2 separate regions of the Homo sapiens genome follow, and region 1 is linked to region 2. Evidence: chromatin loops called from intact Hi-C (ENCODE). Cell type or tissue: MCF 10A. All regions are shown on one strand. Each heading gives the region's core, and the rest is flanking DNA. Links, peaks and the distances in the headings are about the cores only.

Region 1 (13,079 bases), core at 3,099-11,098, 110 kb before region 2:
AGTTTCAGTGCTCAGTTCGTAAACTGTCTGATAAATAATATTAACTTTAATGAATTTATTATTTTTGGAGCATTTCATATGCATATCCAAATTTGCCACGTCGACCCCCTAGCCATTAAATCTTCAGTATTTGTTATTGCTAAAACTTGGTTTGTAAAGAGCAGTAGTGCCCTCTGGTGGCAACTTTTTCTCAGCTGCTGTATACATTTTAATTAGTTTCACAATTTTGACTGTTGTTCTGAAATATTTTCTAGTGAAATTGATCACAAATTATAATGAGATACAATTCTTTTCCCCACATCATCTATTCTCAGGAAAATATATCAACACATATAGAAGCATTAATTTAATTATTTTTAGGGATTTAACAATCAGTATTTTCATGTAGGAGTTAAGTCTCAAGAATATTCCTGACAGCTTTCCACCCAAAGCAATTTCATTTCCCTGCCAAATATGATTAGAAAAACAATATACATATCAATATATGAGACGATTTGTTAAAAATAATCATTTTTATTTATTTTATTTATTAAACGGCTTAATATAAAATGACTAAGGAGTCTATGGGCAATAAGAACAGCCTGGTAATAAATCCCAATATTTACCACCTATTACTTAGTTTCTAATACATAAAGATGTTCAAATAATAATTATGTACTAGGGGCTTATTTATATATGTAGGAAAATGAGCCAAGTCTATTTGCAGTTTAATTCAGTTAAGTAAATGTTTATCAAATATCAATTAGTGCTGGGTAGTGAAGATACAGTAAGAACTATGCTACACGCAAAAATCATTTCTCTAGCAATTGTTTTATTAAAATCATATCCCATAAGTTTGTAATATTCTTGGATATTAATAATCTTTCCACATAACAAAGAAGATACCTAGAGTATAGGTAAGTTAAAATGTGAGTAAGTGCATTTTGAATATCAGGAGTACAGCCCTGCTAAGCATTCAGCGCTTAAATCTTAGAATGCCTGTCAACATCTGTGATGTTCTAAACCACATAGTGTTTATGAAGACATAAATACATACACTTCAATTGAAAATACAAAACATAATTTAGTAAGAATTAAGATTTTTAGAACTTCCAGGGCATGCCTATAATTTTGAGATCATATTATACAAATTTATGTTGTTTTTATTAACTCCTCAGTTATAATGAGTTGTCAACATGTACTTTATTCTTCTAGACCATTTTCATGAACTCCTCAGTTATAGTAAGAGTTGGTAAGATGTATTTTGTTACTCCAGACCCATTTTGCTAACACATTCAGGCTGCAGAGTTGGCTAAAGTGGTCTCCATGAAATGATTTTCAATGTTCAGTTTTGCTAAGTGTCTTCCATTGGCCACCTCAGACTCTCTCTCCATCCTTCTCAGCCTTGCTCTGGGCACTGGAAGCCTGCTGTGTATGTCTTATCGAGGTGGTGTTTCTTGCCCTGAGATGAATTAAGGAAGAGAAGAATTGACTCTCTAGCTTGCCTTCCTCTGTGGCTTTGCTGTTATCTCTCCATCAAAGCTGGCAGCTCCTAGAAGGCAACCCTCTCCACAAAGCCTTCTGTGTCTTTGGGTTCAAATAATTTCATCCTGTTCTCACCCTTTGGGGCCTTGCTAAGAGCAATGTTATGAACTAAATTGTAACTCCTCTAAATTCATATGTTAAAGCTCTATTCCCCCAGTGCATTAGAATGTGGCTGTATATGGAGATAGGGCCCTCAAAGAGGTAATTACGTGAAAAGGAGGCTCTTATTATGGGCCCTAATCCAGTCTGACTGGTGTCTCTATACAATGGCAAAAAACGCAATTACTTTTGCACCCACCTAACAAGAAGAGAAGATTAGGACATGTATGAGAGACCACGTATGCAGTGCAAAGAGAATAGGCTATATGAGGTCACAGTGAGCAGGTGGCCATCTGCAACCCAGGAGGAGGCCTTGGGAGACACCAACCCTGCCAGCACCTTGGTCTTGGACTTCCAGCTTCCAGAACTGTGAGAAAATAAATTCCTGTTGTTTAAGCTACATAGCCTGTGATGTTTGGTTATGACAGCCCTAGCAAGCACCCTTACCACACTACCACTTTCGCTGTCCTGTATCCTGACCTCACATTTGTAAAGAGTCACTTTGTTACCTTCTCTTGAATTTCTCAGTTTGAATGTGCTATATAGTTCCTAAATGGATTCAGCTTTCCATGTATGTATTAGTCCTGGTTTTATAAAGTTTATGACAATGATAGTGTATTAGTTTACTGGGGCTGCCATAACAAACTGATAGCTTAAAACAACCTAAATGTCTCTTCTCATAGATTCGGTGACCAGAGCTCCTAAACCCAGATGTCAAGAGGCCCCTTACTCCCCCTGAGGGCTCTAGGAAAGAATCCTTCCTTGCCTCTTGCAAATTCTGATGGCTCCAGATGTTCCTGGGGCTGCATTACCCAAGTTTCTGCTTCCATTGTCAGACGTCCTTTCTCATGTATCTTCTCCCCTTCTCTTCTTTTCTAAGGATATTTTACATTGGATTGAGGGCTCACTCTAATTAATCAGGATTTTCTCTTTCAATATATTTATTTAATCACATCTGCAAAGATCCTTATTCTAAAAAAAAGTCACATTTGCATGTTCCACGTGAAAATATCTCTTGGAGGACTACCACTCAACCCACTACCGATAGAAAAATAATCTTCAAAGGGATTTAATATCATCTTGCCTGATGATGTCTTCTATTCAACGTAGAATCTCTCTCTCTCTCCCTCTCTCTCTCTCTCTCTCCATCGATAGTAAAAGTATCATAATTAGAATGTATAGGGTCCTATTTAATACAGAAGTAGAGTTTGGTAGTATGATTCTACATGACTTGCCTTCCCAACTGAACATAAGGCACGTGAGTGCTTGGGGCATATAAAAATGTGAACTACATTAATTAGAATACATAAAATATGTATTTACTATATGTGGACAGCCACATACGTAGACAACCATGGACGTCCATAATTTATTGACAAAGGTATAAAAAACAGTGTTTTTTTCTTTTTTATATTATTTAGTAAGTGAAATTGGCAATAGTAAGAGGATAGAACATTTTAACAAGTATATAGGAAACCATAGTTACTGAAGAAGAACAATTGGTGACTGATTCAGAGTATTTTTTATACTTACATGCAAGGCATTTATTTATCCAAAAAAAAAAACAAAGAGAAATGATTCTTAAGAATCAATATTATGAATCATGAAGTAACGAAAGTTAAAATTAGAAGGTTATTTAATGTAATCCTTTATTTTACATATGAGAAATCCAAGTGTATATGTATCAAGCCCTTTAATCCAGGCTTAGGTTTCCTATTGAAATTCCACACCACCTATGAACTCTTTCATGTTAACGGTATTATTTATTTATTTCTTCTTCTTCTTTTGTCAGTTGGGAAGGAGAACATTTGCAGCTACTCTTTTGTATAAAAATTTACAATGTCTAAAGGGACAGATATAAACACACAAGCCACAAATTGATCTCTAAAACCGTAGCTGGTCAATTATGGCCAGAGAAATATAAACCTAGGTACTTTTCATGTATTTTTCTTTTGAAAAAATCATTTCTCCCTGAAGACTTACAGTCTAAAGAAGTTCTCCCAAGTTTTTGAATAACATAAGGTTGTAAAGACACTCTTTTAAAACCTGATAATAGCACTTAATGAAGCCATTGTATACCAGTGAGCAGTTAATAAAAGTTCTGGAGCCACAATGTCCACAACAAAATAACTGGATAACTTTGTTGTTTTATTTGTATTACTTTATCTACATTATTATGCCCAACTTAAACTACCCTTATTTCTCTAAATAGGGGGTGAAGAGCAGGTTTGTCATTCTCTAACCTCTGAAACATTTAATTTACATGAGATGTGAGGACGCTTTACCTTTTGGTCAGACATAACCGTTTACATTACAATTATTTTGAAGACAGTGGACTTGACAGCATGTGAGGAATGTTTAGTATTGCTTCATGACTTTCTGGCTATGCATAATTATAACATAAATCCTGCAATTAAACTCTCCTTTATGAATTTTAAGACCTCTTTGGAAGATAGTAAACTTTATAGTTGTCCTTTCAAAAAGTAACAGATTTAAGATACTTTTAAAAAAAATTTTTTATATGTCCCCTTAATTTGTCCTTCCTCCCCGGAAGAATGAGACTCCAACACTAAACCAGTATGAAGTCTGATGCCTCAAGAAATGACCAGGCAGACAGAAAAACAAGTGAAAAAATAATCAAAGCATTTTCTCTTAGGAGGCAGTTAATATTTGGCTTATATTTGATTCATACACAGATTCAGACATTTCTATTACATTCATATTCATCAAAATGCCTGCTGAAAGCTGACACAAATATTGAACACTCCTTGAGTATTTCAGCAGGAGGCTGAAATCCATGTCTGACACTGTAGTGCAGTGATTTTTTATGTTGTGACTTGTGGCTCTCTAGGAAGATGCCAGACACCATATGGTGGTAGAGTCATTAAATTCTTCCCAACTGGACATGTAAGTTAACTTCATGCCCAATTCTTTATTTACAAAGAAATATGCCTGTTAAAGGAATTATGAATAATGACTTGACGACTCTAGGACCTTTATATACAGTTATCTTTGTAATAACAGTAATCGATACGATGTTTAGTATCAAAACCAAGGATATGTAGATAGCCATGGAAGTCACCCACATAACGTCAAGCCAAGGCTGTGAAAAACAATATGCCTTTGTTTTTTGTTATTTAGTAAGCGAAATTGGCCATGACAAGAGCATGGAACATTTATTTCTATTTGGAGAAATGAAAATAAGGTGATTTTAATATCTAAAGATTCCACATAAAATCTAAATACATTCTGGCTTCTCTTCATTGTGCTATGAAACAAATACAAATTACAGGTAGGAAAATTGTAGTTTTACATATTTGTGAAACTCAGATTATAAATACGTTCACAAAATGCCACTACAGTCTGCAAGGACTCTGCAACAGGACTTCTGCTTTTCCACCAATAATATCTGCCACTGACTGTATGTGTTTCATTGTCTTCCAACTCTCCAATCCAAATTAAGATTTTTTTTCTCCCATGCAGCACTTTGTACATGTCACTGGTAAAGAATATATACCTGGAAATAATTTGTGTTTGTATATTTCCAAGTGTCAATTAAATTCATCTTTGCACCCCTGTCCTATGCGTAACACACTATAAGCTCTCAGTATATTTTACCGAATTGCTGGTAAATCTAACCATGATGAACCTTATCATTTTCTTTTACCTGAAGACTGCCCATAAGCAGTGCTGAGATCTTGGGCAACTAACTCATTCTTTTTAGACCAAACTCCTGATCAGCAAAATTATGATGATGATGAATGATTGATTGATTGATTTTGCAGACATAGTCTTACTATGTTGCCCAGGCTGGTCTCAAACTCCTGGTCTCAAGCAATCCTCCTGCCTTGGCCTTCCAAAATGCTGGGATTAACCACACCCAACCAGCAAAATTAAATGTTTGAACCAAAACTATAATTATATGGTTCCAAGTTTAGAAAGTTTAGAACACCAAACGAATATGTAAAGAATAATCTTTTTTTTTTGTTTTGTTTTTTGAGACGGAGTCTCACTCTGTCTCCCAGGTTGGAGCGCAGTGGCGCAATCTCGGCTCACTGCAAGCTCCGCCTCCAGGGTTCACGCCATTCTGCCTCAGCCTCCCGAGTAGTTGGGACTACAGGCGCCCACCACCAAGCCCCGATAATTTTTGTATTTTTAGTAGAGACGGGGTTTCACTGTGTTAGCCAGGATGGTCTCGATCTCCTGACCTCATGATCCACCCGCTTCTGCCTCCCAAAGTGCTGGGATTACAGGCGTGAGCCACCGCGCCCGGCCAGGAATAATCTTAATTTCAAGCTAAATAGAATCATGGTCTTTGGAAAAAGTATTCAAGATTAAGAAAGACATAGTTTGTCTTCAAAACACCAAAGAAAATCTATATCTTTAACATGGGCACATAAAATCAAAGGCCTAGTGATTATTCTTTTTTTTTTTTTTACATTTTTTTTTATACTTTAAGTACTAGGGTACATGTCCACAACGTGCAGGTTTGTTACATATGTATACATGTGCCATGTTGGTGTGCTGCACCCATTAACTCGTCATTTACATTACGTATATCTCCTAATGCTAGTGATTATTCTAACTAGCAGCTACATATGCACTAGTTAGCACCACAGTGAAGGGCTAATTGGTTTGGGAAAGAAAGAATTACTCCGAACTGCCAAATGCATATGATATATACTGATTGGTGAAACAAACCTAGTGCATGATTTTGTCCCACTGTTTAGCTGTAGTTATTAGTGGCTGCCTACCTCTCCGCCTCCAGCAACATCATTGTCTCTAGAGCTCCTGAACCCATTTAGTTTCCATTCGCTGCTTGCCTTACTGCCTGCAGCTGTATTAACACATCCCAGAAGAATTCGTTCCCATCAATTACAGCAGAAGTTGTAGTCACTGTTCTGTGACACATCAGCACGACCGTGAGCAAACCGGGAAAAAAACAAAAAAAGTCAGCTCATGAGTCATTGCAATTAAGATACTGAGATATAGGAAGAGAAGAAAAATAAAAGGTGCTTCTACTTTGCAAGATGAATTATTTGATACCTAAGATGTTGCTAGACGCAGAGTATAATAACGCTCCTGGAATGATAAATGTACTTAGGGTTAGTTAAACTTTCGGAATGAGACTAAATGGTAAGAATAAAAGGAGGTACAACATTACAGAACCAGACTAATTATTTCAAATCCTTAATTGTGACTCCCTTGGGCTTTAGTCTTAGAAGGTCAGTTTTCCTCCTAGGAATCTCTTGTTAAATGTTTATTCGTGCTACTAGAAATTATGTGAAATGAAAAATGCCAGGCACAGATAAACATTGTGGTGTTACTAAGATTTGAATAATGGTGCTAGAAATGAAAGATAATATTTTCTAAATTTTTTATTATTATAATTACTTATGACTTACATGGTCTTACAAAATGTTAAAGGCAAATGAATCCCTGAAGATCACACAACTACATCATTTCATTCATGAGAGCACTGAAATGCCTTACCTCTAGACTCAAAGTACATTAGCGTAAAAGTGAGAATAGAAAGCTATGCAAATGTTTATTGTTCTTTCTTTCGAATTTTTGTATGATAATTTTGAAAATAAACATTTCAAGGGGAAAAAGGTTGCTGAGGTTGGGCTCTGCCTCTGTGTGTCGTGCCCACATTATATTCTAATAACCTGACTTTGCAAGAAATCACATGAGATACTTAGTTGATAATGGGACAAAGTATTTTATACTTGGACCATGTTGAAAATCTAGGACATGCAGCTAACTACAGGGGGAAATGTTAATAGGAAGATGGTATGAGCTATATTGATTTTATAGCCAGCTTAAGAGGAAGAGGCCCACAGCCAGTGGATGTCTCAAATAGATGGGCCTTCAGGTCCACATCTTGATCTTCAGGCTTTTACAGCTCACTAAAATCCTGCATTTTCTTATCTATGGATCAAGTAATAACCTATATTTCTTTGGATATTATTTCTGCTGTCCAGATCAGTGCCCAAATTTTATCCCATAGAACACTAACTCCAAAGGCTGAGAACAGTGAAAACAAGGGTTCTTAGTTAAACACTGAAAAATAAATCCTTTTGGAATACATAGTTCCTATTGCATACTGAAGATTCTGGAAGGTCCTGAGACTCCAATTTAACTGTATTTAACTCAGCATTCCCAAACTCTTTTCAGCATACCTGTCAATCTCCTACAGAGGGCTCTTCCATGGAACATCAGCTGAGGATAGATTACTTCATTTTAGCATTTCTAAGATAAATTTTTTTTTAACCTTTCAATGTAAGATCTGTAAAATTAGAGCACATCCTACAATCTGGGTATGGTGCCTGTCAATCACAGTCACTCAGGTGGTAAGCATGCTATTGCTGTGGACCTGTGAACCCATTCAAAGCTGTTCATTGTCATTTTAACTGAGTTATGTGTATTATTGGTATGACACAAGTTAAATTTAATTGCTATTGAATATAGCCTCAGGAAGACTTAAGTGCGTTTCAGAAATGAAACAATAAGTTTATGTGCATTCAAAAAGTCATAGAAGGAGAGCAGCAATGTGTAGGTGATATTAGTGGAAAAAAAACACTGCTGGAGGAATTCATATTCAGGTGATAAATATGAAGAGTTTTAGGAATAAGTGAATCTATTTTTAAATTAATCTTAAAATTTCTATTAACAAATATAAAACTAAAATTCTGAGTATAAAAACAGGAAAGCTAACATTTTACCTCCCATTTCAGAGGCTCCTTCCTTTGCATGTTGGTATAGATGGTGATAGTCTCACTCTCAGAGACTTTATACTCTAAGTTCATAGTTGATATACCTGAGACAATTATGATAAAAATACCAAGTTACATATTTTCAATGGCTACCTTATGTAATACACTAAATAAGTGCGAGGGCAGAAAGATCTGTAGGACAGAGTGAGATACAAGAGATGTGGAACAGTCAGCAAAGGTGTCAGTGAATGTCATTAATTTAGGTCAGTTTTCATGTCACTTTCTCAGGGAACCTTCCATCACTCAATGTAAAGTAGACTCCAGGTCACTTTCTATCCCAAACTCGGTTTTAAATTCTTAAATAGCACAGAAGCACTATTTTATACTTTCTTGCTAAGGCATTTAGAATGCAAGCTCCATGAAAGAATAGACTTTGCGTGGTTTGTTTAAAACTCTCTCTCCAGCACCTAGCACTTAGTAGGTCTCTGGCTCTTAGTAGGTGCTTAAAAATAATTTATAGAATGAGTAAATGACTCTGAATCTAAGAAAAAGAGTGACTGCAATAGAAATAAAAATAAAGAAATTAGTGAATAAGACATTTTAAAATATTTGTTTATAGGGCTTGGTAAAGGGATCTGGAAACAGCAAAAGCCAGATGAAAGAAATATAAATTACTTATAAGGTTTGGTAAAGGGATCTGAAAAATGCAGAAGTGAGATGAAAGAAAGACCCAGAGTTCCAAACATAGGTGGTTTAGAAAATGTTGTGAATACTTGCAGGGAGCGGGGTGGTGGAGAAGGACATCAGAGCAGTGAGCCTCTCTGGATAGGTAAGTAATGAATTAGCTCAATGTTATATTTTCCAAACGTGTGGTGAATGGGAAATAGTCATGATAGATCAAGTATGTAATTAGATATGGAGCTGAATTTCAGGTGATAACAGATCTTTTGATTAATTAGGATACGTTATTTTATGCTAGCCATTGGCTAGGTCTTGTACATAGATACAGTGACTAAGAGACAGGCCCTGATTTTGAGAAATTCATCAAAGTAGAGATAGACAAGCATATACATGAGATGAGTAAGATTGATTTATACTGATTCAACAAAACACTGACGGTGAATTGTCAGATAGAAATAAGAGGCCTCCTGGAAGACAACATACCCTGAGTATGTCAAATACTGAGTATTTCAAAGACGACGTACCCTGAGTATACAAAGACAGAAAGCTTGGCCTTTGGTAGAGGGCTATCATTTAGACGTGTCTTTCCTGGATTTATCACAGGAGAAGAAGATGGGAAAGCAGCAAGTAAAAACTGAAAGGAGTCACTAAAAGTGCTGTAAGACATCAAAGCCTAGTGTACCACACAGAGGACAGAAGGATATGTGTATCCACTTTTTTTCTTACAGGGCTAGGCATCAGTGGAAGCTTATGAAGGATATGGCAATGGCCAGGAAACACTTCACTATGGCACAGAAGTAAGAACAGACACAGCTAACTTTGCAATCACTCCCTCTTGTAATTCCATCTTAGCCATCCTTTGAGTCAACTAGAGTAGGAGTCCCTAACCCTGGCCATGGGTCAGTATTTGTGCATGCCTGTTAGGAACTGGGCTGCAGAGCAGGAGGTGAGCAGCAGGCAAGAGAGCATTCCCACCTAAGCTCTGCCTCCTGTCAGAGCAGTGGCAGCATTAGATTCTCATAGGAGAATGAACTCTATTGTGAACTGTGCAAGCAAGGGATCTAGGTTGTGCATCCCTCTGAGAATTTAACTAATGCCTAATGATCTGAGGTGGAACTATTGCATCCCCAAATCATCCCCCACCTCTACCCACTTCACAGAAAAAATGTCTTCCACGAAACCTGTCCCTGGTGCCAAAAATGTCGACCACTACCTTAAAGTCTCTGGTTCAGAGATTCTTCCTTTTTGTGGTCTTCTGTCCCCAAAATGTCCCCTCTCAAATTACATGGCCAGTCATCATAATCCCTGAAGTACCCCTGATTCCTTTCTGTTCTTGCTTTACTGGACTTGATATGGTTTGGCTGTGTCTCCAACCAAAACTCACCTTGAATTGTAATAATTCCCACGTGTCAAGGGCAGGGCCAGGTGGAGTTAATTGAATCATGGGGGTAGTTTCCTCCATACTGTTCTCGTGGTAGTGAATAAATTTTAGGAGATCTGATGGTTTTATAAATGGGAGTTCCCCTACACAAGCTCTCTCACCTGCCACCATGTAAGACGCGACTTTGTTCCTCAATTGCCTTTCGCCATGATTGTGAGGGCTCTCCAGCCATGTGGAAGTGTGAGTCAATTAAAGCTCTTCCCTTTCTAAATTACCCAGTCTCAGGTATGTCTTATTAGCAGCATGAAAACAGAACTCTTTGGCAAAACCATAATGATGGTTAAATTCAACAATACAGCAACTTCTGTGTCTACTTCATATCTGCATCTATCTAGCAAAGTAAAGGTGAATAAAAAAATACACTGACTGCTGTCACTATAAATTAATAGCAATAGACTTTAAGCAAACCTTTAATGCTGGCAGACGTCACATCACATATTGTTGGTATGTTCATGCCTCCACATTCTCAATAGTATTTGACACGCTCTCTCTCCTCGAGCTTCCAGTATCACACCCCTACCTTTGTCCCAGTTGCTGATTGTGCTTGCTGTTTCACTGAGAAAACTGAAGCAATCTGAAAAGAGCTTCCACATAACCAATCACAACACCTATTCACCCATAAGTCTGCATTCACTTCCCTGCCTTCCCACTTCTTAGAGTCAGGTCTCATCTTCTCTTGCCAACTTAGGGATATAACACCAGAATTTTTTCCTTCTGCTTTCTCCTACATACTCAATATTTCACACTCTAATTATTCTGATTCAGATACAAACATGCTGATCATATGTCTCTGATTTGAAACTTTCCCCACTATTACCTGACTTATTTGCTATCCTTTGCAGCAAAACTCTGCAAAAACATTGTCTCCTCTCACTGTTTTTAAGTCCTCTTCTCACAATCTCTCTTAAATTTAACTGAGACTGTGCCCATGATTTCACTGAAACTGCCTTTGATACTATCCCTAACAACTTTCATATTGCCAAAAGCAATGGTACATTTGTGTTTCCTATTCTACTTGACTGATCATCAGGATTTCACTCAGCTGAGCCTTCATAGGCATAGTTTTTTCTCTTGATTTGTAAGATACAAGATTCTCTTCATTTTTCTCCTGTCTCACTGATTGCTATTCCTTAGTATCTTTTTGTTTCCTCCTCTTTGTCTCAATCTATCAATTTTGAATGTCCTAGGTCCTTACGATGGACCTCAAGGTCTTATATAATCTGTCAAGCTAATGTTCTCTGTCATCAACTCCTATTATTCTCTCTTTAACTGGCCCACACCAGCAACTCCCAGTCCCCTTGCTATTACTTAAACTCATCAGGCATGCTTTCAACTTAGTGTCTTTTCTCCAGCTGTTACCTCTGCCAGAAATGCATCCCTGTATAATTTCATAAATTCTTTATCAAATCATCTTTTTGCTTAAGATTTACATTCTCAATGTAGTCAATTATAATACCCTATTAAATACTGTAACCTTCTCAGCCCTCTTCAAATACCCCTGATTTTCTTTACTGTGATTTACTCTATTTCCAAAACTGCCAGCTTCTAATATTCTATTATCTGTATTTATTTATTATTTATTGTTTAGTATTTATCCTCTCCTTCCCATTATAATTTACCTATCAAGATAAAACATTGTTTTTCTATTTTGTTCACCAATATATCCAAAACATCTAGTGATGTGTTAATTACACAGTAAGAATTAAATAATTATATTCTGGATAAATAATGAAGGAGAGAATTGATAGAAAAAGTCCCCTAGGCAAGTAAGGGAGGGAATAATTTCAGGCACATAAGTGGAAAGACATTTTTACCGATAACAATGGAAAAATAAATATAGTGTCGTTGTGGCTACAGATGGGAGTCTTCATATTTTAATATAAGAAATTGATAGATCTTTTTAACCTAATCTTGTTTTATTCCAAGTGAAGTAGTTGGGCAAGAACATCAGCTAAAAATGAAAGTTGAAAGATCATGGAAAACAACTGTGAAGACACAGTGAATAATTAAAATTGCCACTGGGGAAATAGAAAAAAAAAAAAGTTCACCAGTTAGCAAATTCTTTCTCAGAACCACTGAGGAGACTGCAGAAGTTATATGTAGACTGTACCAGTTCAAAGGACTCTTCTGTATTTTCCCTTATGAAAGTGGGCATTCTGCTGTTGTAGTGGAAAAGGAGACAGTTTTTATTAACCAATACTCAGAGCTCTGATTTTTTCATGTTGTGAAAATCAAAGGATGCAGATGCTCTAATGAAAATGGTTGAAATGACACAGAAGATCACACTGTTGTCAAAGGAAATATGCCCTAGATTAAGGGACAAATGATAGCCAGAAAGGCAAATAGGTTATATTTCGAAAACAAGGTGTTGAAATTTGAGATAATAAGTATAAGAGCCCTAGATAAAGGAGCATGGCCCAACCTAGGATCATTTTAGAAGCAGAGTGAAACTGAAGTGAAAGTTGATGATTTCAAAAGTTATGCTAATAGAGTATTTGGTAGATCCTATTTATGTATATTGAAGTAATCCAATACGAATTTAGAAAAGAAGAAATGGAAGAATCAAATGACTGTTATCCAAGTGTGATATTCCTCAATCTCTTTGGAGAAATGATCAC
Region 2 (13,079 bases), core at 1,895-9,894:
GAACCTCTGCCTAGATTTCAGAGGATGTATGGAAACATCTGGATATGTAGGCAGAAGTCTGCTGCAGGGGCAGAACTCTCATGGAGAACTTCTGCTAGAGCAGTGCAGAAGGAAAATGTGTGGCTAGAGCCCCCACACAGAGTCCCCCCTGGGCTGACTCTGGAGAAGACAGCCACCGTCCTCCAGACCACAGAATGGTAGATCCACTGACATCTCACACCGTGTGCCTGGAAAAACTGCAGACACTCAATGCCAGCTGTGAAAGCAGCCAGTGGGGGTAGGGGAGCTGTATGCTTCAAAGCCACTAGGGTGGAGCTGCCCAAGACCGTCAGAGCCCACCCCTTGCATTAGCATGCCGTGGATGTGAGACATGGAGTCAAAGGAGATTATTTTGGAGCTTTAAGATTTAATGACTGCCCTGCTGGATTTTGGAGTTGCATGGGGCCTGTAGCCCCTTTGTTTTGTCCAAATTTTTTTCCATTTGGAATGGTAGCATTTATTCAGTGCTTGTAACCCCTTTGTATCTTGGAAGTAATGAACTTGTTTTTGATTTTACATACTCATAGGCAGAAGAGCCTTGTCTAGTCTCAGATGAGACTTTGGACTTTGGACTTTTGAATTAATGCTGAAATGAGTTAAAACTTTGAGGGACTGTTGGGAAGGCATGATTGTGTTCTGAAATGTGAGGGCATGAGATTTGGGAGGGGCCTGAAGCAGAATGATATGGTTTGGCTCTGTGTCCCCACACAAATCTCATCTCCAATTGTAATCCCTACATGTTGAGAGAGGTACCTGGTGTGAGGTGATTGGGTCATGAAGGCAGTTTCCCACATGCTGTTCTCATGACAGTGTGTGAGTTCTTATGAGATCTGATGGTTTCATAAGGGCTTCTTCCCCCTTCACACTCTTCTCTCTTCTGCCACCACGTGAAGAAGGTCCTTGCTTCCCCTTAGGCTTCCAACCTGATTGTAAGTTTCTGAGGCCTCCCCAGCCATGTGGAACTGTAAGCCAATTAAACTTCTTTATTTTATAAATTACCCAGTCTCAGGTATTTCTTTATAGTAGTGTAAAAATGGATTAATATACTGGCACTCTCATTTTCTCTCCTTATTATTGCATCCTTTCTTATATTCCATCCTCACAACCCATTAAGAACCAGTCCATGTCGCCTTCCCTGGGACACTTAACTGACACTCTAGTCTGGTTTAGGTACTTCTTCCCCCTGTGCATTTAGCACCATGTATCTACATTTAAAGTACAATTCTCACACTATAGCATAATTGTTGATTTGTCTATCTCCTTACTAGGCTAGGAGCTCTCTTAGGGCAGAGAATGTATCTTTGATACCTGTATTTTCAGAACCTAACTAATGCCCACCACAGCATATGTATTCTATAAAGTCTTAGCAAATGAATGAAAAATTATTTAGCAGCTGTTATTAACATAATGAATATTATGTTAGAGGTTATCATTTTTTCATTTAATCTTCATCCTATTAATATTATGTTAGAGATTAGCATCTTTTCATTTAATCTTCATCCTATGGCTATAAAAATAATTATACAGTTACCATGGCTTTAACTTTTTGTTACAAGAAATAAACTAACTTGAGAATTCTTAAATAGTTCTCCAAAAGCACAGGCATGTTACTGTGTGAAGGAGTCCCTTGACTTGAAAGGGTGGGTCATGGAAAGTTTTATGAAAAATGTGGGACAGTGTCTGAAAGGCATAGATAGGGACTACTTGAGTGGAGAAGACAAGGAAAGCCATTTCGGATAAAGATAAAAAATAACGTAGCATGTTGAGGATATAATAGAGCTGGCATTGAGGGCTACTAAGAAGATGTTGAGACATCATGAATGTGCTAAATATAAACCTAAGAGTGTGACAATGAACTCGTGCCAAATTAAAGTCATAGGGGACTGGTAGGACATTGGAGATACACAGTGAGCCTGACTTTATAGAAAGGTTAGTCTCACATCTCAGGTAAGGAACAACTGAATCAAAGATCCTAAGGACAAAATAATTGGTATCGGATCATCACAAAAGTTCTGACATCAGTAACAGAATCCTTAGTTTTAGTGACCAAAAAGAGGTAGGAAAGTCAAATCAAAGGTAAAAGAGATTATGCTTAGAAAAACAATGGCAGAAGGTCAAATGAAGCTTATTTAATGGTCAAAAGAAACCTCAGTGCCTTCCCATCTCCTGTTGGAACAAAACCTGATGAACATAGACTTTTATATATAGGCCTGGTAGGCTATGAAAATCGCAGAATTTTTCTTTGATATTTAGTAAATAATCTTTTATTTCTCTAAGTGGCAAATTCACTATATTTAAAATTGTAAATTATTTGAGTTTAGGAATTATTTCTTTCCCCTCTTTATAACTACCAAGGAGGCCAGTACAGTGCTCAAACCTTGATAAATATTTTATAATGATTCTCAAATAATATACTTCATCAGTGTAGAGATGGTTTCCCCTGGTGGTAGCTGTGCTACTATTAAATCAGAGGTGAATTTTTAATCTTATCAAATACAGACACAATGAAAGCTTTATCTTTTTATGCAAAAAGGTTTAATCTTCCTCCCTTCCTTCCTTCCTTCCTTAATTTACTTCTTCCTTCCCTCCCTGCCTCCCTCCCTCCTTTCTTTTTTTCTTTTCTTTCTTTCCTTCCTTCCTTCTTTCCTTTCTTTCTTTTTCTTTTCTTTCTCTTGTCTTTCTTTCCTTCCTTCCATCTTTCTTTCTTTCTCTTTCTCTTTTTTTCTTCTTTCTTTCTTTCTCTTGTCTTTATTTTCTTTATTTCCTTATCTATCATATCATTCTTTACTCTATTGCATATTTCTGACATCTTAATCCCAGGAGCTGCCCCTACACCCATCTGCTGTCTTCCTTCCTACCTACAGTACATAGTCCCTTCCCTCTGTTTCCAGAGTGTATAATCTCTTAGCCTCTTTCATTGGTCCAATATCAGAACTAAAAGGAGAAACACAGACATGCAGGAAAGGTTAATTATTTTAACTTTTTCAAAATGCTAATAAAAATGCGTACTTAGTCTTTATTTTGTGAGTGTAACATTACACGGGAAAGTTTTATTTTTTGTTGGTTCACTTTAAGCTATTTGTCTACGTTGTGGTGAATGAAACGAATTTCTCTTTTCTAGTTTTGTAGAGGATTGAGTCTGGAGAGCTGCAGTAAAGCATCAATTCAGATTTATTTCCAAAAGGCTTTAACCTCCTTTAAGGAGAGGTATTCTAGGTGCCTGCCTCTCTTGAATTGGGCTTTGCCTAGTGAAATCCATACAGAAAGCACAGTGTCCATTGCAGAGTTTATCAGAATAGTTTTGCTAATGGAACCCTTTATGTTTACATGTCTACAACATGCTGGATAACTTCACTTACATTAGGTTGGGAAAATTTGATGAATATAGACTTTTATATATAGGCCTGGTGGGCTACCAAAATCCCAAATTTTTCTGATATTTAGTAAGTAATCTTTTATTTCTCTAGATGACAAAATCACCACATATGAAACTGTAAATTATTTGAGCTTAGGGATTGTTTGTTTCCCCTCCTTTATAGCTACCTAGGAGGCCAGTACCGTGCCCAGACCTTGACAAATATTTTATAATGACTGTCAAATAATGTACTTCATCAGTGTAGAGATACTTCCCTCTGGTGGTAGCTGAGCTGCCATTAAATCAGAAGTGAGTTTTTGAAAAGTGCAATGCAAAGGAATTTCATAAAAACGTCTGTTAGATAAATCACATTGTTGCTCTTTTGGGAGACCTAGAAGAGGAGGATAGAAAAAGGAAATCAGGAGCAGGAGAGAGAGTAACAATGAAACACTTAGGATTACTTTACCTTAAATAATCACCTACAAATATACGTATTCCACTCATAGGAAACAGTAGAAGACTCATTATTAACTTTATAAATTATTTTAATTTAAAAATCCAATTGATAAAATCAGAAACAGAAATAACTGAGTTCTCACCTAACAGTACCTACGTCAACTGTATATCTATAAATCCTTTAAAATACCTATTTACATTTTTGTTATAGATTTTAATTAAACTCACACCATGTATGTGTATATGATCAAATTCTAGCACTCCAATACTAGATTTAGTCATTGAACTATTTTCTCTTACTTTCACAATATTTAATGCCAATCTCTGCCACTTACTAACTTGTATGATTTTGGGGTGTGTGTGCGTGTGTGTGTGTGTGTGTGTGTGTGTGTGTGTGTGTGTATGTGTGTGTGTGTGTAGCTACTCTTCAGGGTAAGCCAATGGTTTGGTCTATTTGGGGAATACTTTCATTCATTCTGCTTTGTGGAAAGTGCTTTCACCAGAACATTTAGCATTTGATTATTTTAATAAAGAACTATTTACCCTTTGTGGCAACATGCAGTTTCTTTTGCCCTTTGAGCACAGATAAGCCACAAAGTTAGGAAAGGAAAGACTTGTTTACTCAGCAGCCCTAAAGGTTACCAATATCATTAAGGAATATATGAGATAACTAATATTTTGCTCTATTATACTCAAGCTTTCTGTACCATAGTAGGATTTCTCTGCCTTAGAGAAAAACTGTTATTTTACAAGGACTAGTACTTTGAAATGAAAATGGTCATTTTTTTTAACCTAAAGGAAGAATTCTCATTTCATTACTAAACAACTAAACAGCTTCAGCTTTCTTATGAGGTGAATCACAAATGATTATTACAACTTTTTTTATTTCTGCTTTATCTCTCTCATCTCAACATTTCCACTAAATAAGAAAATAAATTTTAAAGGCTACAACTTTATGTGGATATAGGATATGCAACTCCTATCCTTGCAAAGTATAAATTATTAAATGTAATGCATAATTCACAACTAAGAGAACACACCTTTCAAAGAAAAATGTTTTATGCCTGAGGATGAACTAATCCAGTTACTTTCAACTCAGTGAAGCAAAATTCCAGATTTGTATTTTCTTTGCCCAAAATACCTTACCTCTTTTACTCCGTAACTCAAATAAAATGAAAGCAAGTGTTCAGTCAAATTGAACCGGTGAAATTACATAGAAATAAAACAGATTTAATCAGAATTTAAGTTTTCTGGTCTGCAACCAAAGATAAAATGAAGATGGGGGATTGGAGAGAGAGAAAATAATTAATATTGTTCACTCTCACTTCATTTTAACCACAATCAATCCTGTCCATTTAACTATCTTGGAAAGTGAGGTTGATTAGGAAGACATAATGTAAAAAAGAAAAAGGAGTAGGAGGAAAAGAAGAAGGAAGAAGAGGAGGAGGAAAAAAGGCAGTGCTCTATCTTTTGGAAGTATTGCAGAAATAAATATCTTTCCCTTCTCCCCAAAAATATCCAACCAGCTGTTTTTTTCATCTATTTGTATATAAAATTCTGCTAACTATGCAACAGAATAAAATACCTGGACATGCCTTTAGGGTAAATGTGCTGTAGCCTCTTTCCTGCTGATAAATAGTTCAGAATAGAATTGATAAAAGTGTTGTTGAGTGTGGGGGGATGGGAATTATATAAAAACACATTAGGGAAACAGATTCCCTAGGTTTCTTTTCTATCTCTGACACTAATAAGCTGTATAACCCTAGGCAAAGTTACCTACATTACTCTAAGCCTCAGTGTCCTCATTGCTAAAATGAAAATATTGGCCAATATTCAGCTTCAAAAATAGAGTAATTACCTTCTGTTCATATAAACATGGAATAGGGGCTGACAGTTGTATGCTTGTTAGAATTTTCAAAATTCCCATTAACAGAATGCATGACTAAAAGTGCCTTAAAAATAAGTGTTTATTGGCCAGGCATGGTGGCTCATGCCTGTAATCCCAGCACTTTGGGAGGCCAAGGCAGGAGGATCATGAGGTCAGGAGATCGAGACCATCCTGGCCAACATGGTGAAACCCCATCTCTATTAAAAATACAAAAAATTAGGTGGGCATGGTGTCGGGCACCTGTAGTCCCAGCTACTCAGGAGGCTAAGGCAGGAGAATTGCTTGAACCCGGGAGGCGAAGGTTGCAGTGAGCGGAGATCGTGCCGCTGCACTCCAGCCTGGCCCCAGAGAGAGACTCCATCTCAAAAAAAAAAAGTGTTTATTATCTGACATCACAAGAAATCTAGAGGTTTTAAAGGAAGTTAATTCAGTAGTACAATGACAATGACATAGTCAGGGCTTTGGGTACTTTCCTTCTTCTGCTACGCTATCTTTGGCTTATCAACCATGGCCTCACTCATGGTCTCAAGGTAGATGTGGCAGTTTCAGCAAATTATGTAGACCTAATAATGTTCAACAACGAAGGGTGGTAATCTACTGTGAGCTGTTCTTTTATTAGATATAAAAAAGTTTTCCAGAAGTTTCCATTAGTCTTCCCTTCAGATTCTGTTGACCAAGGCCAGGTAATACACCCACGAATAAAACCATGTTTGGTATAAAGAATGGTTAAAGAAGATGCCACCTTTCCTAAAAAAAATGGAGGCTTATTCTCCAGTAAAATTAGGGGTTAGCCAGCCAGCACAAGTGTGGAAAAGTAGATGAAAGGTAGTGTCTGTGACGAAATGTATCATTACCAAGGACAACAGTGATTTCATGTATGGGTAAGTTTGGGAAACCCTGAACTAAACAGTTACTAGGGAACCTTCTCATTTACAAGATTTGGCTACTATAATTTAAGCAAATGATTAGAAAGTTAAACCTTCTATCATTTTATATAATTTATTTAATACATGTGAATTATAAAAATATTATATCAAAAATATTATATCATCTTGTTCATTTTAAAAATGAAAGACCAGCTTCCTGGAAATGAATTACTGTGAAACTGAATAGTGCCATGGACACGAAGAAGGAATATACTCCCCCTAGTGGAGATGCTGATCTACTGTGATCTTTCAGGAATATTCTAGTTCTATATCCAGTCATGGAAGAAAAAATAACATTTACTGTAGGTTCTATCAAGATAGATAGATGGAGAGATAAATAAAGAATTCTACTGGACTTGAGAAAATCCTTCAACAAGCTCATAAACTTACATATATCACAAGAATATATAACTCCCATAATTCAAAACCAGCAAACATATCATGCAAAATTTAGTTTGCCCTAGTCTGTGTCTTAAGCAGCCAAGTATACCGTGAGTGCCTAGAGTTTATTGAGGGGTATAGAATAAATATCAGAGCTATAGTTTGTCTCCCAAGTGGTCATACCCTAAAATGATAGCATATGGCAAATAGAAATGTAAGCAGGAGGGCAAAAATCTCCCAAGTATCCCTATTCACCAAAAATTTATTCATTTTTCTCTTTCTTTACACTGAAAAAAAGTTACCTTTTAAAATGCATGGTACAGAGCAGGGGATAAAATCAAGGGGGAAGATGATTAGGGCTATATGGCTGAACTCTAATGCTATGTTTGGAGATCATGCAGGCAAGACAATCCCGACTCATGGACCTGAGATTGAATTTCTTGTGAATCCCTAATAGACCCAGATACCCTTGTTTTCTTTCTATCCCTTGAAATCAGGGCATATTTTGATATTTTATATTAAGCAAAATAGAGAAGAAGAGGGAGATATAGATTAGTTGCCATAAGCTTGCTATCAGGCCTTTTAAAACTATGTAGAAAAATTTTCTTTGAAACCAGTGAAACTACCTTAGATTTCCCCCAACTTAGAAATTATCCATGAAAAACTACAAATCCATACCCTTCTTTTCTCCAAACAGTAAAATCAGAGTAAGTGCAAAGAGACCACGTGATTTTAACACAAGGGTCTCAGGAACATCCTGGCCTGGGGATGAGTACTTGAACGTGGAACTCAGAAAACTCAGATTTCAATTTTGCATCTACTTTGGAGTTTCTCTTCTCAAAAAAGCATTTAGTCTTTCAATTCACTTTTTCTTTCCCTCATGAAATAAAGATAAGATTTGAAGTGACTACCTTACACAGGTATAATGAGAATTAGCAAGATGATAACTATAGAGAATTTCAAAGACATTTAACATGAATTGAACACAAATCAGTGGAAGATGGCTGACTTTTTCCTCTTATATCCTCTTTTGCTTTGCAGAAATGGCAGCATTATAGTCGTATTTGACCTTTTCTTTGCCCAGTGGGTGTCAGATGAAAATGTAAAAGAAGAACTGATTCAAGGCCTTGAAGCAAATAAATCCAGCCAACTGGTCACTTTCCATATTGATTTGAACAGCGTTGATATCCTAGGTATGTGTGAACATTATTTGATTTCTTTGAATCATTAAGCTATGAAATTAAAATTCTAGCAATATACCAGGGAGGAAGTGGAATCATGCTTGACCTTAGGAACATGTCTTATTGCCTGAGGTGACACATTTACATGAGAAAAGTGAAATCTGAAGAAACCGCATTTGAAGAAACTTATCAATGAGAAAAAGTTTATAAAATACCAAATATCAAGGAGATTCTGAGAGTGTTGGCATGCACAGAAGTTTGTGGGTATTATGCATTCCAAGGAGATTCTGAGAGTGTTGGCATGCACAGAAGTTTGTGGGTCTTATGCATTCCAAGGAGATTCTGAGAGTGTTGGCATGCACAGAAGTTTGTGGGTCTTATGCATTCCAAGGAGATTCTGAGAGTGTTGGCATGCACAGAAGTTTGTGGGTCTTATGCATTCCAAGGAGATTCTGAGAGTGTTGGCATGCACAGAAGTTTGTGGGTCTTACGCATTCTTTGCACCGTTCAAGCACACCCTGACTTCAGGAACTCTCTCTAGACATTGTTAGATTGTAAAATCCAGTGGCAAGGTCCGATTTCTAATTGAGGAGCTAAAAAAAGAAGAAAAAAGTAGAGTCAATGAGTTTGATCCCTTCCAGTTACCTATTTATAAAAATTAAGTATTAATTTTTAAAATGATAAATAATTTTAACATAAGAATAAACCAAAAAAGAAGAAATATGGAACATCAAAAATAATAAAAAATACGATTGTAAATGCTTAGATTGTTCCAAATTTTCCATTCTAATTATCCTTCATTCAATTCAATTCAACAAACACAGTGTCCTTATTGAGTATTGTTGAGAACAGTAGTAATTTGCCAAGGTCATCCAGATTCAATCCCTTACCCATAAACCTTGGGACCAAATACATTTTGGAATTCAGAAATTTTTGGATGTTAGAAAGTTAGCCAATACATAAATATCTACACCGAGGGGAATAAAGAGAAACTCTAAATAGCCTAACTATTTAATTAGTTCAACTAATTTTTGCTACAAAATGAGATCAATCGGTATGTTTGCCTCTAAATCAAATACATAAAAACATCCAGGAGTTTTCTTTGTTTATTTTCTAATAGTAGATATGAGATTGTAGATCTCTAGTTGCTTCTCTTCAGAGCATTGTTTCATCAAGCATAGTTTCCTCTTTGATTGAGTCTCCTGCAACATGTTGCAGCTGCTGTTCAGCAAGAAGATAAATTCTTAGTCCTTCCTCTACTGATGGTTTGGACGCATGTCACAGCTGTTTGAGCAGAGACTGTCTATTTTAAATCTTTGATTCAGATGAGCTGAAAACTACTACTGGCTATTATTAGCTAGAACAGGTGGTTTATCTATCAACATTTTTACTCTCTACATTAATCCTCTTATGTGATGTCATTACTATCCCCCAATCAGGGAGAAGACCAAAACACAGATACTTTTGGTAAATGGCCTTTTTCACACAGTCATTTAGACTTAGGCATTCTGACCTCTGTGGTCTGATCCTAATGTCTGCCCTCTTAACCTTTATACTAGTTTGTTTGTAATGTTTTTATCTTTGAACAATTTTAGTTGATTTTTTTCATAGTCATTTTTCTTTTTTGGCATGGAAAAATGAATATTTTCATTTTTTATTTTTTAACTTTTCAGGGTACATATACAGGTTTGTTATATAGGTAAACTTGTGTCATGGGAGTTTGTTGTATAGATTATTTTATCACCCAGTTATTAAGCCTAGCACCTGTTAGTTATTTCTCCTCATTCTCTGCCTCCTCCCACCGCCCATCCTCCAACAGGCCCCAAAGTTGTCATCTTACTATCTCTATTTGAATGTGCATTGGTTTCTGATGGTCTGTTCTGGCAAGCAAATTGACAGATATGCTGAAACTTTTTTTCACGATTTCCTATATTTGGATCATCTGGGGGAAGAGAGTTTGTGATTTTTAAAATTAAATGTTTATTCAATGAAACCATATCCTTTGAGTTAATTTAGAATTAGTATCACAAATGTAATAAACTGTTTTACAACATCAGCCCAAGAATATTCTCAACAAGTAGAAGTTACATTTAACTTGTTGAATTGTGTTAAAACACATTTATAAACACGGTACCAAGTTAATTGTAGGTATTTCAGTTTAATATCCATTTGTATCATGTGAATTTTCAAATTTATAGTTTTAAATTTAGTTAAGAATTACATAGATATCTTGAAGTTGTGTATAATACACTGTCAAACATAAAAAATTTAACCATATTATTTATGAAAAGTCACATAAATTTTATTTTATCTTCAGTGTCAACACTCTACCATGTATCATTTACAAAACTTCAATAGGTTTTATAGAACCAACACAATTCAAAAATGATGAAATGCTGAAATAAACCACCTAGTTAGTAGAAACGAATATACTTCTTAGCCCACTTATCATCAATATAGTCTTGAATAAAAACAAATTCACCACATGACTTTTCATGAGATATGCTTTGATTTCCTTTATATCTTGCATAGGTGAGTCTATCCTTTTAAAACTATCAAACATGTTAAAGTTTGAAGAAAATTGCCAGCTTTTGTCTTCTATGTGCAAAGCACTTTTTACTTATATACCACTTAGTTCCAAGGAAATATTCATTATGTGAAAGATTGTTTTGCAATTGTTACCTTCATATGTTTTAGTGTAAAACAAGTGGTTCTAGGTATGCCAAGATGTGGCGTATCATGTTATATTAGTTGGCTCAAATGTAAATTATTCTATAGAACTATGATTAATAAACGGATATCTTTCTTAAATAGATATAAAATAAAGCAAACTTTTTGCATAAGTAAACTGCATAGAGAGAATATGCAGACTCTGGAAATTTATCAAATGTATTACAACCAAATAATGAATAGGAAGGCTTAGCATGGCAGAGGATAAAATAGGAACTCCAAAGGATCAGATGCCCTTTGAATGAATATTCAAGGTGTACTCAATGTTTTGTAATGTATTTATATCATAAACTCATGTGTTAAATCAACTTTACGTTATTCCAGCATCTTTGGAGAATTTTTCTACAGTAAGCCCTGCAACAACTTCAGGTCAGTGTTTATGGCACTTTTAAAAATACAACTTAGTGATCATCAAACTCTATCACCTAGGAAAATATACATTTTTTTCTTGCAGCTATTTCTGAGGCATTCAGTCTTCATATCAAGTTGTAAGAAGCTTATATTGGTTAGGAATAACATAATTCGTAATATTACAATGTTCCTAATGCCTCATCACTTATGCCAAGGATATACATTTCCAATTTCAATGTTCCTTTCATATTTTAAACTTTATATACAAATATATATGAGAGATATATGAGTGTGTGTGTGTTACATATGAGAGATATATGAGTGTGTGTGTTACATATGAGAGATATATGAGTGTGTGTGTGTGTGTGTGTGTGTGTGTGTGTGTGTGTGACATCTCCATAAACGGCTCCAAATCATGGTGCCTTGGTGATGAAGCTATGGCACTTGGGAGGTCACTAAGGGTGAGATAAAGAAAGACCACTTTCAGAATATATTTCACTTTGGAAAGGAGAATTCAGACTTTATGTTAACTACTCTATTCCAGCATTTTCTTCATCCCATCTTTCAAGCTACAATTTCAAACTTCATAATTATGAAACTATGAAGATATTACTTTTGGTATAGTAATCATGACAATTTTTATAAGACTTGAAGTCTTATTTTTTAAGGCATCCTCTTTAGCCAGGTACTATATTTTACAAACATGACCTATTTCAATTATCAGAATGATTTTGTAGAGAGGTCGTAATACTTTTCTATTTGAAAGAATAAATTAAATAATAAGTAACATGCCCAGGGTCACACAGGTACTAAGTGTCAAACTCAGAAATCAAAAGCAATTCCTCCTGATTCCAAAGCCCATGGTCTAAGCATATCCCACGCTTCTCTTTCATATAACATCAAATTAACCTGGAACATTTACGTCTATGGTCATTATGAGATTAATGAATCCTCGCATTTAGTTATTGATCATTGAATAACCTTGTCTTCTTTAGTTAGAAAATAAAAGAGGAGTTAAAAATCTAAAAACCTCTGTGCTACAACTCTAAAAATCATCAAAAACATAAAAGATTTATTTTTAAATCCAAATACAAATGACATACTTCTAAATGGACACTAATAATGCGTAATAACTTTTAAAATTCTTAGGTTAATTATTATACAGAATGAATATACAATAAATTCCTGGTAATTAGTTTAAAATAGGTAATAATTATTTTAATATAATTTATTTTTCAGACAAGCTAACAACCACCAGTCATCTGGCAACTCCAGGTCAGTTTTAATAATATTATTATTATTTTTTGAAAGAAAGTTTTCTCTTATACATTTTATTTTAGGCCCCTGAGAAGTCTCTGGTGCCTTAGCAATAAATATTGTGCCTATTTTATAGACAAGAAATCAAGAGCATAAAAGTCTGCAGTTTTAGCCCTGGATTTCACCACAGTAAACAACATATTTAGGGCTAATGCCTGAGTTCTCAGATTTCACTTTTATCCTCTGTCTATTATTAACAGAACTGTGATTACCTGTTGATAAGAATATCACCAGTAGTATCAAAAGGTTTCAACTAAGGAAGCAGATTTTATCAGATATTAGGGATTTTTTTTCCTTTGATTATTATCTCTGCATACAAGTTAGACATGCTTGCTTTCTCCTGTTAACACAGCACTTGTGGCCAAAGCAGAACCAAAGTAGCCTTGGATTCATTCATTCATTCAGGAATTTTTTTTAAGTATCTACTTTGTGCCAACTCTCAGTATGTATCTTTG

The links. Hi-C counts contacts between places; a loop is a spot of excess contacts. Peaks named below come from ENCODE experiments on the same cell type or tissue, not always from the same donor. Only the 100,000 strongest peaks of a DNase experiment are listed, where the experiment ranks them.
Region 1: a loop joins it to region 2, with 3 times the contacts of the local background. A loop is called at or near these places in 4 of 110 quality-filtered maps.

What each region holds. Positions count from the first base shown.
Region 1 is chr21:18,487,072-18,500,150 of GRCh38, reverse strand. No RefSeq gene overlaps it. Among named protein-coding and RNA genes, the nearest start is that of TMPRSS15, 90 kb to the right of the region's middle. In MCF 10A, for the core only: no CTCF peak of the experiment used is centred there; a DNase peak (open chromatin) is centred at 6,490.
Region 2 is chr21:18,378,786-18,391,864 of GRCh38, reverse strand. It overlaps TMPRSS15 (transmembrane serine protease 15), which reads left to right. Exons shown (of 25, transcript NM_002772.3): 4 at 8,087-8,238; 5 at 12,547-12,582. Among named protein-coding and RNA genes, the nearest start is that of TMPRSS15, 18 kb to the left of the region's middle. In MCF 10A, for the core only: CTCF peaks have their summits at 3,676 (motif pointing left) and 6,887 (motif pointing left); no DNase peak of the experiment used is centred there.